Regions from separate parts of the Homo sapiens genome. Here all the other regions are linked to region 1. A link is a contact called in ENCODE Hi-C data. All regions are on one chromosome and are shown on one strand. The core of a region is the stretch at or near the end of the contact, and the rest is flanking DNA. Distances in the headings are between cores, read along the strand shown. Region 1 holds the start of LINC01585 (long intergenic non-protein coding RNA 1585). Region 2 holds the start of SLCO3A1 (solute carrier organic anion transporter family member 3A1). Region 3 overlaps FAM174B (family with sequence similarity 174 member B).

Region 1 (4,065 bases), core at 935-3,434:
CTGCCTGCATGCTCCTTTCAGACCTGTTTGTGAGAGAGTTTTAACTGGAGGGCATCTAAATAATCAGAGAGTGGGAAGAGAAAGGGGTACTCACTTTTTATAGTTTTGTATTGTTTGTGAATGTTTTCTATTTCATATGTTTTGTAATTAAAGCCAAAAAGGGTAATGACAAAAAGGAAAAAAAATGCTATGTGTCTGACTTTCGGGAATTTATTAGAGGGAGTGGAAATTCTACCACCTCCTATTGCTAAATCTCATTAAAATGCCCTTGAAATCAACCCAAACCAACTCTCAGGCACAGCCAGAACAACGGAGGCAGAGCAGAGCTCAGGATCCTGAATCCACACCCCCCGGCCACTCCTGGTGGGAAGAGAAGAAGAGGAGAGCTCGCTTCCCACCATCCCCATCCCACCTGGCTGGAGAGGCTGATGTGGGGCGAGGTTTGGCCATCAGTCCACAGAGGGGACTTCATGTACACAATTCATTAACATTTATTGAGCACCTATGATGTGCCAGGCACTGTTCTAGGTCCTGAGGATATGGTGATGAACAAGATCCCTGCTCTCATAGGTTACCCAGTGGGTGCCCTAAGCAGGCAATAAATAAATATGTGAGCAAGATGACAAGAGAATAGCAGAAGGCACTAAAGTTTTGGAGTAAAGCCATGAACTCTTTTTTTTTTTTTTTTTTTTTGAGACAGAGTCTTGCTCTGTCACCCAGGCTGGAGTGCAGTGGTGCGATCTCGGCTCACCACAACGTCTGCCTCCCGGATTCAAGCGATTCTCCTGCCTCAGCCTCCCGAGTGGCTGGGATTATAGGCACGTGCCACCACACCCAGCTAATTTTTCTATTTTTAGTAGAGATGGGGTTTCACCGTGTTGGTCAGGCTGGTCTCGAACTCCTGACCTCGTGATCCACCAGCCTCAGCCTGCCAAAGTGTTGGAATTACAGGCGTGAGCCACCGCGCCCGGCCCGAAAGCCATGAACTCTTTTCCCAATTATTTTCTTATTGAGAAGCATCTCTCAGCTTGCTGTTGGGTTCTGCTGTTAGTAAGCGTAAGGATGGAGGAAGGCTGGCTGATGACATTAAGCAGCTAAAGGCGTGGACTGTCGAGGCCAAATAGCATCAGCTCTCTTTGGCTTCCCCAGCCCATGGAACAGTCTTCCTATTTTGCGAATTTCCTACCTTATGAACTCACACCTGCTTATGATGGAAGCCAGAACCTTTCCCCATCTCTCTTGAAGATTGGGCACAGCATACAACTTAAGACACCACCCGTTGGCTGCTCCTGCATGAGGCTAAGTGACACTGAGAAGCAGATGACTGGAGTCCTTTCTGTCAGGATGACAGCAGATCCCAGAGGCAGCAGCAGAAAGAACCAGTGCAGGTAAATGGCCTTTGAGCCTGGTTCTCTGATTTCGCTAAGATTTTATGAGGCACCTCCTATCCTTTAATAGGTTCCTCTGTAGCTTAAAAGCAGCTAAAGAGCAGTCTGTTGCTTGTAATTAAGGACTCCTACCAGTACACGAAGGGAGAAAAGCAATAATCAAATAAATTACTTTCAGATAGAGATCAGTGCTAGGAGGAGGTCAGCACAAGGTGATGTAAGACAGAGTGACAGGTGGGGTGAGGGCTACACTTGATAAGGGGTCAGTGAAGCCTCTCTGAGGAGGTGACGTTAGGCTGAGACCCAAACAATGAGAAGGAACTAGCCATAGAAAGATCTGGGCGAGGAGACTTCTAGACACGGGGAGCAGAAAATGTAAAGGATGAGCTTCAGATGTTGATGGATGTAGGGAGGGTTGATGTGTTTGGAGTTTAGTGCAGGTGAATAAAGAGGAACATAATGAGATTGGAAAGTAGGTAGGAGTCAGTTCATGCCAGGCCTTGCAGATCATGGTAAGACATTTGGATTTTATTCTGAGGTTAGTGGGAAGCCATTAGAGAGTTTTAAACAGGACATAATATAGTACCTGGGGTAGCCAGCCTCCAAAACATCCTCCAGTGATCCTTGCATCCTTGTATTTACACTCTTGTGTAGCCCCTCTCACATTGACTAGGGCTGACCCAATAGGATGCTGCAATGTGACGGTATATAACTTTCAAGGATAGGTCATAAAAGACATTGTGACTCTGCCTTGGTCTCTCAAATGTCTCCCTCTGGGGAAGCCAGCCACCATGTTGTGAAGATACTCAAGCAGCCCTATGGAGAGGCCCACACACTGGGGAGGCACTGCGGCTTTCTGCCGACAGCCTTGTGAATGAGACACCTTGAAAGAGGATCCTCCAGCCCCAGCCAAGCTTTCAAATGGTTCCAACTCTGACATGCTGACAACTTCATGAGAGGCCCTGAGCCAGAACCACCCAAACTCCTGACCCATTAGTGTGTTATGTAACAAATGTTTGTTGTTTCATGCCACTAAGTTTTGGGGCAATTTGCTACCTCTAGCCATTGTTCCCAGCTGGTGTGTAGTCTGACTGGCAGGTGCCCATGCTTTATTAGTGGTTTGATATTTTGACTATCGGCCCTGAGTAGGAGGAATGACACAGAGAGGAGATAGAGTTGTGAGTGAGAGGAGGCCAAATCGTGGTGTCAGAGCGAGAAGCAGCACCCTGGGGAGGGCTGAGTCACTTGTGCTGTCTGGAGGAAGGCGGAGCAAAGATCTGCAGCCCAGCTGACTGTGGTCTCAGCTTTTCTAGCCTCCAGGCTTTCTCCCGGGTTCCTAAGTCTGTATGTGCTCACTGGAAATGCCCCATGACTTGGGGTGACATGGGTGAGTTTTCTTCCTCCTTCCTCCCAGAGCCACGCCAGACCTGATGCTGGAGGGCTGGGCTCTTGTCCTAGTTCCCCGTCCTGGGCTGGGCCCAGGGCACCGGCCAGTGGGAGAAACTGCCTTCTCCGCCTCCTACATGCACTGGTGGTCACACCTCGCCCCACATCAGCCTCTCCAGCCAGGTAGGGTGGGAACCACAGGAAACGAGCCCCCTTCTTCTCTTCCCACCAGGAGTGGCCGGGGGGTGTGGATTCAGGATCCTGAGCTCTGCTCTGCCTCCGTTGTTCTGGCCGTGCCTGAGAGTTGGTTTGGGTTGATTTCAAGGGCACTTTAATGAGATTTAGCAATAGGAGGTGGTAGAATTTCCACTCCCTCTAATAACTTCCCAAAAGCCAGACACATAGCATTTTTTTTCCTTTTTGTCATTACCCTTTTTGGCTTTAATTACAAAACATATGAAATAGAAAACATTCACAAACAATACAAAACTATAAAAAGTGAGTACCCCTTTCTCTTCCCACTCTCTGATTATTTAGATACCCTCCAGTTAAAACTCTCTCACAAACAGGTCTGAAAGGAGCATGCAAGCAGCCCCCCCACATTGCAGTTTTGCTTTCTGTGGTTTCAGTTACCTGCGGTCAACCACCATCTAAAAATAGGTGAGTGCAGTACAATAAGGCATTTTGAGAGAGACAGAGAGAGAGAGAGAGAGAGAGAAACCACATTCACATCAGTTTTATCACAGTATATTGTTAGAATTGTTCTATATTATTATCAGTTATTATTATTATTTTTGAGATGGAGTCTCACTCTGTCGCCCAGGCTGGAGTGCAGTGGTGCAATCTTGGCTCACTGCAACCTCCGCCTCTTGGGTTCAAGCAATTCTTCTGCCTCAGCCTCCCAAGTACTGGGATCACAGGCACCCACCACTGTGCCTGGCTAATTTTTGCATTTTTAGTAGAGACAGGATTTCACCATGTTGGCCAGGCTGGTCTCAAACTCCTGACCTCAGATGATCTGCCTGTCTCAGCCTCCCAAAGTGCTGGAATTACAGGCGTGAGCCACTGCGCCCAGCCTTAGTTATTATTGTTAATCTCCTGCTACACTAACTCCATGGCCTGAACAGTCCACCCCTTTGGCTGCTTAACATCGTCATCTGCCTTCTTCCATCCTTGCACTCACAAACAACAGAACCCAACAGCAAGTGGAGAGATGTTTTTCAAAAAGGAAATAGTTGTGAAAAGAGTTCATGGCTTTGCTCCAAAACTTCAGGGCTTTCTGGCATTCTCT
Region 2 (3,750 bases), core at 487-2,986, 1.2 Mb after region 1:
CAGGGAACAGAGCTAGCTTGTCAAGGGTCTTCTCAGGAGGAAGTGGGGAGGTAGCCCATGAAGCAAAGTGATGGGGAGGGAAAGAGGGGGACATAAAGATCCTGCAGAGAAGTTGGCTCCGAGTGATAGGAGGGTGTGGGGAAGAAAGAAGGGGGCAGTAAGGATTCTCATTATAGGACTGGCCGGGAATGGTGTGACCACTGATTCAGGAAGTGGGGAAGACGGGAAGAGACTTCAAGTGTGGGGGGAGCCAATTCAGATAGGAGGTGGCCTAGACAAGGTGAGGGCATCTCAAAGCGACACCAAGCCTGGGTGAGATCACGTCTGGAGCCACAGAAGGATGAAGCAGTTTATATTTAAATGCCATGGCAAAACAACATCCCCACCATTACACCCTCCATTCTCATTCAAGTTCTTCGGGAGAAAGGAAAAATATGGTCGGGTTCATTGCTATTCAGTTTTGAAGTTGAGCCTGCATTTGGACACAGGCGCTTGGGAGAGTGGGTCATTTTCTTTGACACAATTATTAAGGAAACCGTTTTAAATGATTCCTTGAGTCCCCCAATGGCCCAGGTGGAAGGTGCTGTTTCCTGGTACCTGTCCAGCCCTCTGAGCTTTTCTCTCAGCTTCCAAACGCTGCAGTTGAGAACTAGCAGATCCTATTGGTAGTGCCCTGTGGCCCACACTCCTTGGTAACGGTGAGAGTGGGGAGTAATTAGGAGCGGCTGCCATGGGCCAGGCATTCAGGTCAAGGCCGAGGATGGTGGCCAGGGCCACAGAGCCAGGGGACGGGTGGGGACCCAGCAGGCCTGCGGCTGGCCGCTTGCTGAGCGCTCCAGCAGCGGGGCCCTGGGCGGATGAAGGGCCGGAGAAGGCCCTCTGCTGGGGCCGCGGCGATCTTGCAGCGCCTGGACACCGAGGCTGGGGCACTAACGGTCCGTGGGGCTCCCGACGTATTCCTCTAACTTCCCCTTTCTGTCCTTTCGGTCTGGGGCCTTTTCAACACCCCCTGTGGCCGGGGACAGCTGGGGCAGAAACCGGCAGGCGGCAGAAGCCTCAAGCAGCTCTGACCTCTGGCACCTCCCCAAGACCCAGAGCACAACATCTGTCCCCAGAAATCCCCGGGCGGAGAAGAGCGCGCGCCAAGCCCTTCCTGGGTACTCAGTATTCTCCCTTCCTGGGAACAGCCTGCCCTCTGAGGCCTGGGCACCCGGGTTCCCGAGCGCCGGGTCCCAGCCCCGCGGGGGCGCCTCCGCACCCCATCTCCGCGCCCGGCGCAGAGCCGCCAGTCTCCGCCGCGGGGCCCCGTGCCCCGCAGCGCCACCTAGGGGCCGGGCGCCGCCTCCCGCCCTCAGGGGCACCCCCCTTACTCCGCAAGGACTCCGGGTCTCCCCAGTTCTCCCGGCAGCCGGACCCTCCCAGCCTCGGCCGCCGGGCCGCCCTCCGCATCCCAAGCCCGCCTCCCGTGCCTCCCCGGGGGCGCACCGGCAGCGAGGAGCGGCTCGGCGAGGGCGCGCAGCGGCGGCCCAGGCCCAGGCCTTGGGGCTGGGGCTGAGGGGGTGAGAGCAGGCGCGGCCGGCGGGCAAGGGGAACCGGGCGATGGCAGCGGCGGGCGGCCGCGGGAGGCGAGGCAGCGGCGGCGGCGGGCGGCGCGACGAGCCCCTGTGATTGGCACAGCCGGAGCCGGAGGAGGAGGCCAGGGGAGGGCGGAGGCGGGGGAGGAGGAGGAGGAAGGGGCGATCGCGGCGGCGGCGGCGGCGGCGAGGAGCTGTGCCTTCCACCTCTCCAGCCCCGGCAGGACGGGGGCGGCCGCCGCGAACCCGGGGCGGGGACAGCACGCAGCCTCGAGGCGCGCACCCCCGCCCGGCAGCGGCCCCGACACCCGGGGCGAGCGGGAAAGCGGCAGCGGCGGCGGCGGCGGCGGCGGCGGGGGAAGGATGCAGGGGAAGAAGCCGGGCGGTTCGTCGGGCGGCGGCCGGAGCGGCGAGCTGCAGGGGGACGAGGCGCAGAGGAACAAGAAAAAGAAAAAGAAGGTGTCCTGCTTTTCCAACATCAAGATCTTCCTGGTGTCCGAGTGCGCCCTGATGCTGGCGCAGGGCACGGTGGGCGCCTACCTGGTGAGTCCCCGAGCCAACTCCGCCGCGGGCCCCTTCCCCAGCCCGGCTCTCGAGCGGCCGCCTGGCCCGACGAGGGGGCCGCCCGGCGCTGGGGGCAGGCGGGCATGACCTCGGCCCGGCGTGGAGGTTGGCGAGTGGTGCAGAGGCGGCCGCCGGGGGAGCTGCCGGCCGGGGCTGCCAGCGAGCGGGTAGCGGGCGGGACCGTTGATGCCGGTAGCAGCTCGCGCGCGTCCGGCTGGGGCAGGGGGTGCCGGGGGAGGAGAGGCGGCGGGCAGGTGGGCGTGAAACTATTCCTCTCCCCCCATAAGAGCGGAGCGAGACGGTGAGTTCAGGGTTCTCCTTGGAGAGGAACGAAAAAGCGTCGGGGTTTTCAGGTGACCTGCACATGGGAAGAAAAACCAGTTAGCATCCTGCGTCCTCTACTCTCCATTGCATCCTCCTCGAGAACAAATCTATTATGCATCATTTTCTCCGGGCGCTTTCTACATCCGCCAATTACAGGGGGATATAACAGCTTAGAGTGAAATGCGCCCTAGTGTGGCCCTGGCCTGAGCCGGGGCTGCAGGGGGAATATTGCCACCCGGTATCCCTATAGCCCTCTTTGAGCGTCTGGGATAAAGTTACGGTACCTAGAGAGCAGCTGCGAGTTTGTGTAGTTCCTGCTATCCACTCTTAGTGCTAAATTCCCCATCGTGGTCTGTCGCCTACAGAAGGTTGCACCATTTTCCACAATGAATATGTATTTTATTTGCCTCCAGAAAGGGGATGTTAATGCTCAGAGGGCCCATGGGTGCGTAACATTTCAGAGGAAACAGCTTGTAATGACTCAGCACTGTCAGGTACCTACTTTGTCGCTTTCGCCTCCTCTGCTCAGGTGGTCGCAACTTGAGTTCCAGAGAGCGTGCTTCCACACCTAAGTACAGTCCTGTCTAAACGGGAAATTTTTTTTGAGAGTTTATAGTGTTAAATCATTACTTGGCTATTGACCCGCAACTGGAATCAAATGTCATAGACTTTGAGTATTCCTGAGCAAGTTTGATGGAGATAGAATTGGACAAGATTTTGGCCATTGAATAACCACATCCAGAGATAGAACCACGCGTATCCTGATGCTATGATTAATCCCTCATTCCTGGCCTTGGGGTAAAGTTCATGAGGGCCAGACGCTGGGGGCTGTATACCATTCATAAACTATCTCTTAAGGCTCAGGGCTCACTGTTAAAGGGAAATACAAGCAGTGCTTGGTCTCCGGTGTTGAGGAAGTTAGGTGGTTGTGAGAGAGGGGGTCTTCAAACTCAGCTCTGTTCCTGGGGTGACAGAATTTCAGGGCTTTTGAAAATCAAATACATTTCTGTTGCTCATTCTGAGACGAAAAGCGTTTACATCCCGGTCTCTGTCTTGTGCATTCGTAACTTGTAGACTGCAAGTGAACCCTGTAGTCAAAAGCATACCTTGTTTTCTGTTCTATAAAATACACTTATTGTGTCTATAGTTATAATATGCAGTTGCAGACAGTACCTATTAGCCCTTGGAATTTGAGGGATAGGGGATAATTGTGTTTTGGGAGTCAGTTTATCGGCACTTCCTTAGGGGAAATTTAACTGTTAAAATATTTAAATAAGTACATGTATTA
Region 3 (4,089 bases), core at 1,243-3,742, 2.0 Mb after region 1:
CAGGTCGCCTTGAGTCATCCCTGGTATGCCCTGCTCTGTCACCCCCACTCACTCCCATCCAAGAGCCCCACTCCACGCCTCACCGGAGTTCGCAGCCACTTGACTTTAGCGCCAAAAAACTCTTTGCCCTCCCTCATCACACTCTGGAATGTGTCACTTTGCACAGCTCACATTTTCATATTCCACACTAATCTGGACACACTTCTAACAAACCCTTCCTAAACTGTGACTCCCTCAGGTGTGCTGGTTTGCAGCCAGCCCACGCCCACTTCCTCCCTCCTTTTGGCATCTGTATCCTCTGTGCCCTGGGTGAAGCCCCTCCCACATGGGCCTGGCCACACCCCCAGTTCCAGGAGTGGACGTGAGCCTGGAGCCTGAGCCAATCCAGGCATTGCTACCCCCCAGGCCATGGCAATGGCAGAGGAGCAGGGCAGTGGGCAGGGGAAGGCACGACCAACCCGAGCCAATGACTCTCTGCTGTGAAGGCTGGAACAGGGCAGGTGGGTGTCCCTCCCACTGGCCTTGAGGCCCAGATGACATAAGCCATCATGCCACCATCTAGAAACAGAAAGTAAAGGCAATATGGTAGAGGGCAGATTGGAAAGAGAGAGACCAAGTCCTAAATCGACTACCAAGCCAGCTCTCCTTAAAAACTACAAGGCTACTCTCTCTTTCACCAAAGCCAGCCGGGGCCAGGTTTTCTGTCACACACACAACCTAGCAAACCTTAACTGCCTCGAGGTCTCAGGGAAGGCACTGCACGAAGGGAAACCACCACTGTAATCACAACACCTTCCTGGGGCTTTTTCCACATTTTAATAGTTAGCCTTCCATATGTAAGTATAATTTTCCTATATCCTCAAGCCTGTTTAAACCCCAGGACTCTGCCCCTTATAGAAACAATGAACCACACACACAGAAGCAGAGTTGACATTTTTTGCTTAGGGCTACCTGTAAGCAGGCTTTCAATGAGGACAAACAACCGGCAACTGCACCTCCCAGAACTGCCATGAGCCTGAGGCAAAGGCAGAGACTACACGGCTGTGATGAAGCTGAAATCCCCTGGGTCCATTCGTGGGCAGTGGGCCAGCCTTGGGGACAGGGCCCTCATTTTACTCAAAGACACACGCAGCTCAAGGACAAAGCACCTGGTTCTAGAAAGAGCCCAGGTTTGCAATCAGACTTGGGTTCGCAGCCCAGTGCCCCCACGTCCAGAGCCTGTCCCCTCAGCTGTGTACTGGGTGGTGCTGGGGGCCAGTGGGACGGCAGCCTACAAGGACAGACCAGCTAGCACTCCCCATCAAAGAACGAACTTTGGGAAATAAAGAAGTGAAAAGACTGCTGGCCCATCTTCCACAGCAGGAATCTTTCTTTTCTGAGATAGGCTACTGTTAACCAGGAGGCCTCAACCTGGTTGAGATGTAAAGTGGTCCTTTTATTAATAAATAAATGTCCATATTGTCTTCACAGGAATAGGCAAGGCCAGATAATTTCTAGAAGAGATAAAGCACCCTTCCATCCGAACCAAAACTCATTTCTAACAAGAGAGAGGAGAGGTTCAAAATTCTTTTAGTCTGAAATATAATCCTGAAGCCAGAGGGTTTGTTTACTCAATGGACTGTTCACCAGCTGCTCAGAAACAGGTTTCGTGTGAGTGCTCATACGTCCCACTTATACAAACAAGGAGGCCGAGGGAGGACACCAGGCCCTGGCAGCCTACAGAGGGGGAGGCCTTCCTTCCTCGCCCTCACCCACGAAGAGAATAAAACAGGACTAAACCCTTTAGACTCAGTTCAGTTTTGAGTGTGACAGTCAGAGCCACCAACTCAAAGTGCAGCGACTGAGGTTCAGGGGTCAGCCCTGCAATTCCCCTGTTGGTGTGCTTCTGAGCAAGCCTCTCGTCATGAACCCGAATTTCTTCATCCATTTCTACTTCCTGCCAGGTGTGGTCCGGGTTCTGATGACACAGCCTCTAACACTTCTCACTCTACTTACTCCAGGGGGCCACAGGCTTTCTCACTTCTCCTGAGGCCATTGCAGGACATCGCAACCAGGCTGGGTTTTCTCCTTCTTCCGAATCCTGCAGCCCCTCTTCATAGGCACATCCCTGCCACGGGGCACTGTCTACACATGACCTCCAGGCACACAGGCCCCTCCTGCGTCATCCACAGCACTGGGGTGACGGTACCAGCAGGCACTGTGAGGCGACAACCCTGAGTGCCAGCTAATGCACATGTGATCTCATCACAGCCTCCCGCCAGTGAGGCAAGGAGGGCTCCCATTATCAAGGCAAGGAAACCAAGGCCAGAAGGCACTGAGTGACCTGTCCCAGGAAGCAAGCAGAGCTCGAATCCAGATGCATCACACTCCACAACATGAGCCCTTCACACTCCAACAAGAGGGTAGGAACTCACCTCGGACCTCTGGATGTGCCCCAACCCTACGACTCGGCATTCAACAGACACTTCTCAGGACCCAGAGGTGCCCCTGCAAGTTCTTTTGGTTGCCAGCCAGCTCCCGCGATAACCAAAAGCAACCAAAACAAGCTTGTGTCAACAGAAGGAGGGCACGCTGCGCCTCTGACTAGGAAGTTTCAATCTCATAAAGATTTCAAGCCATCTAAATTAATCTGCAAGCTCAGTGAAATGCAGTAAGATACCGACCAATTTCTGCTGGGGATCTAAATGAGCTGATTCCAAAATTCATGAGGATGGGAGAAGCAGCAAGAATGGAATAGCCATGAAAATTCTATAAAGGAGTTAGATTAGTAAAACATGCTGTAAAACTACAATAACTGAACACAGTGTGATAAGGTTTGGAACTGTGTCCCCAACCAAATCTCATGTTGAACTGTAATCCCCAGTGCTGGAGGTGGGGCCTGGTGGAAGGTGACTGGATCATGGGGGTGGGCCTTCATGAACGGTTTGGCACCATCCTCTTCGCGCTGTTCTTATGATAGTGAGTGGGTGAGTGCCTGAGAGATCTGGTGGTTTAAAAGTGGGTGATACCTCCCGCCTTGCTCTTTCTCTTGCTCCTGCTCCCACCATGTGAGTGCCTGCTCCCCTTTGCCTTCCACCATGATTGGAAGCTTCCTGAGGCCTCCCCAGAAGCAGAAGCTGCTATGCTTCCTGTACAGCATGCTGAACCATTAGCCAATACCCAGTCTCAGGTATTTCTTTATAGCAGTGCAAGAACAGACTAATACACAGTGGCATCCCACACTAACAATCAGATGCTATAGCAGAATAGAAAGTCCAGAAATACACCCAAATACACACTGGAATCTAGTATAGGATAAAGATGGCATTTCAAATGAGTGAGAAAAAGGTAACTCATTAAATATTTTGTTGATAACCACCCATATCTCACACTTTGTATCAGCATAAATTAGACGGATCAGACTTAAATGTAGAAAATAAAACCATAGAAGTACTAGAAGAAAACATGGGAGAAATCCAAAATCCATTTTTTTAAAAAAGGATGATAAATGTAAACACATAAAAATGTCTTAAAGTCAAGGTAAATAGGCGGGGAGCAGTGGCTCACACTTGTAATCCCAGCACTTTGGGAGGCTGAGGTGGGCAGATCACCTGAGGTCAGGAGTTCGAGACCAGCCTAGCTAACATGGTGAAACCCCATCTCTACCAAAAATACAAAAATTAGCCGGGCATGGTGGTGGGCACCTGTCATCCCAGCTATTCGGGAGGCTGAGGCAAGAGAATTGCTTGAGCCCATGAGACATAGGTTGCAGTGAGTGGAGATCGTGCCACTGCACTACAGCCTGGATGACAAAGTGAGACTCCATCTCAAAAAAAAAAAAAAAAAAAAAAAAAAAAAAAAGTCAAAGGAAATGATATACTGGGAGAACTATTTCCAACTCATCATAAATTTTGGTTTTTGTTTTTTGGTTTTTGTTTTTTTTTAAGACACAGTCTCACTCTGTCACCCAGGAGTGCAGTGGCATGATTTTGGCTCACTGCAACCTCTGCCTCCCAGGTTAAAGTGTTTATCCTGCCTCAGCCTCCCAAGTAGCTGGGATTACAGGCACACACCACCACACTCAGCCAATTTTTGTATTTTTAGTAGAGA

The links. A loop is a pair of places that touch in the nucleus more often than their neighbours do. Pooled maps may share reads with other maps.
Region 2: a map with no recorded cell type shows a loop between it and region 1 (12-fold over the local background). The contact joins the promoter of SLCO3A1 here to the promoter of LINC01585 in region 1. A Hi-C loop is called at or near these places in 2 of 37 single-sample maps with no recorded cell type and 6 of 50 pooled maps.
Region 3: a loop to region 1 is called in a pooled map, with 3 times the contacts of the local background. The contact joins the enhancer-like site here to the promoter of LINC01585 in region 1. A Hi-C loop is called at or near these places in 1 of 168 maps with a recorded cell type or tissue (PC-9), 1 of 37 single-sample maps with no recorded cell type and 1 of 50 pooled maps.

The regions. Positions count from the first base shown.
Region 1 is chr15:90,658,050-90,662,114 of GRCh38, forward strand. It overlaps LINC01585 (long intergenic non-protein coding RNA 1585), which reads left to right and starts at 2,185. Exons shown (of 3, transcript NR_120371.1): 1 at 2,185-2,775; 2 at 3,344-3,434. The region is part of intron 2 of CRTC3-AS1 (CRTC3 antisense RNA 1); the gene reads right to left. RefSeq lists enhancers at 2,341-2,869, 3,092-3,141, 3,282-3,331, 3,992-4,051.
Region 2 is chr15:91,851,972-91,855,721 of GRCh38, forward strand. It overlaps SLCO3A1 (solute carrier organic anion transporter family member 3A1), which reads left to right and starts at 1,737. Exons shown (of 10, transcript NM_013272.4): 1 at 1,737-2,117. The coding sequence starts at 1,938. RefSeq lists silencers at 1,159-1,333, 1,202-1,341.
Region 3 is chr15:92,636,744-92,640,832 of GRCh38, forward strand. The region is part of intron 1 of FAM174B (family with sequence similarity 174 member B); the gene reads right to left. Among named protein-coding and RNA genes, the nearest start is that of FAM174B, 17 kb to the right of the region's middle. RefSeq lists enhancers at 1,834-2,123, 2,887-2,986. Within about 2 kb of position 2,493, at least 14 of the 41 ENCODE cell types and tissues checked have a DNase peak (open chromatin) inside an H3K27ac peak, as active enhancers do; they include PC-9, where a contact is called at or near this core.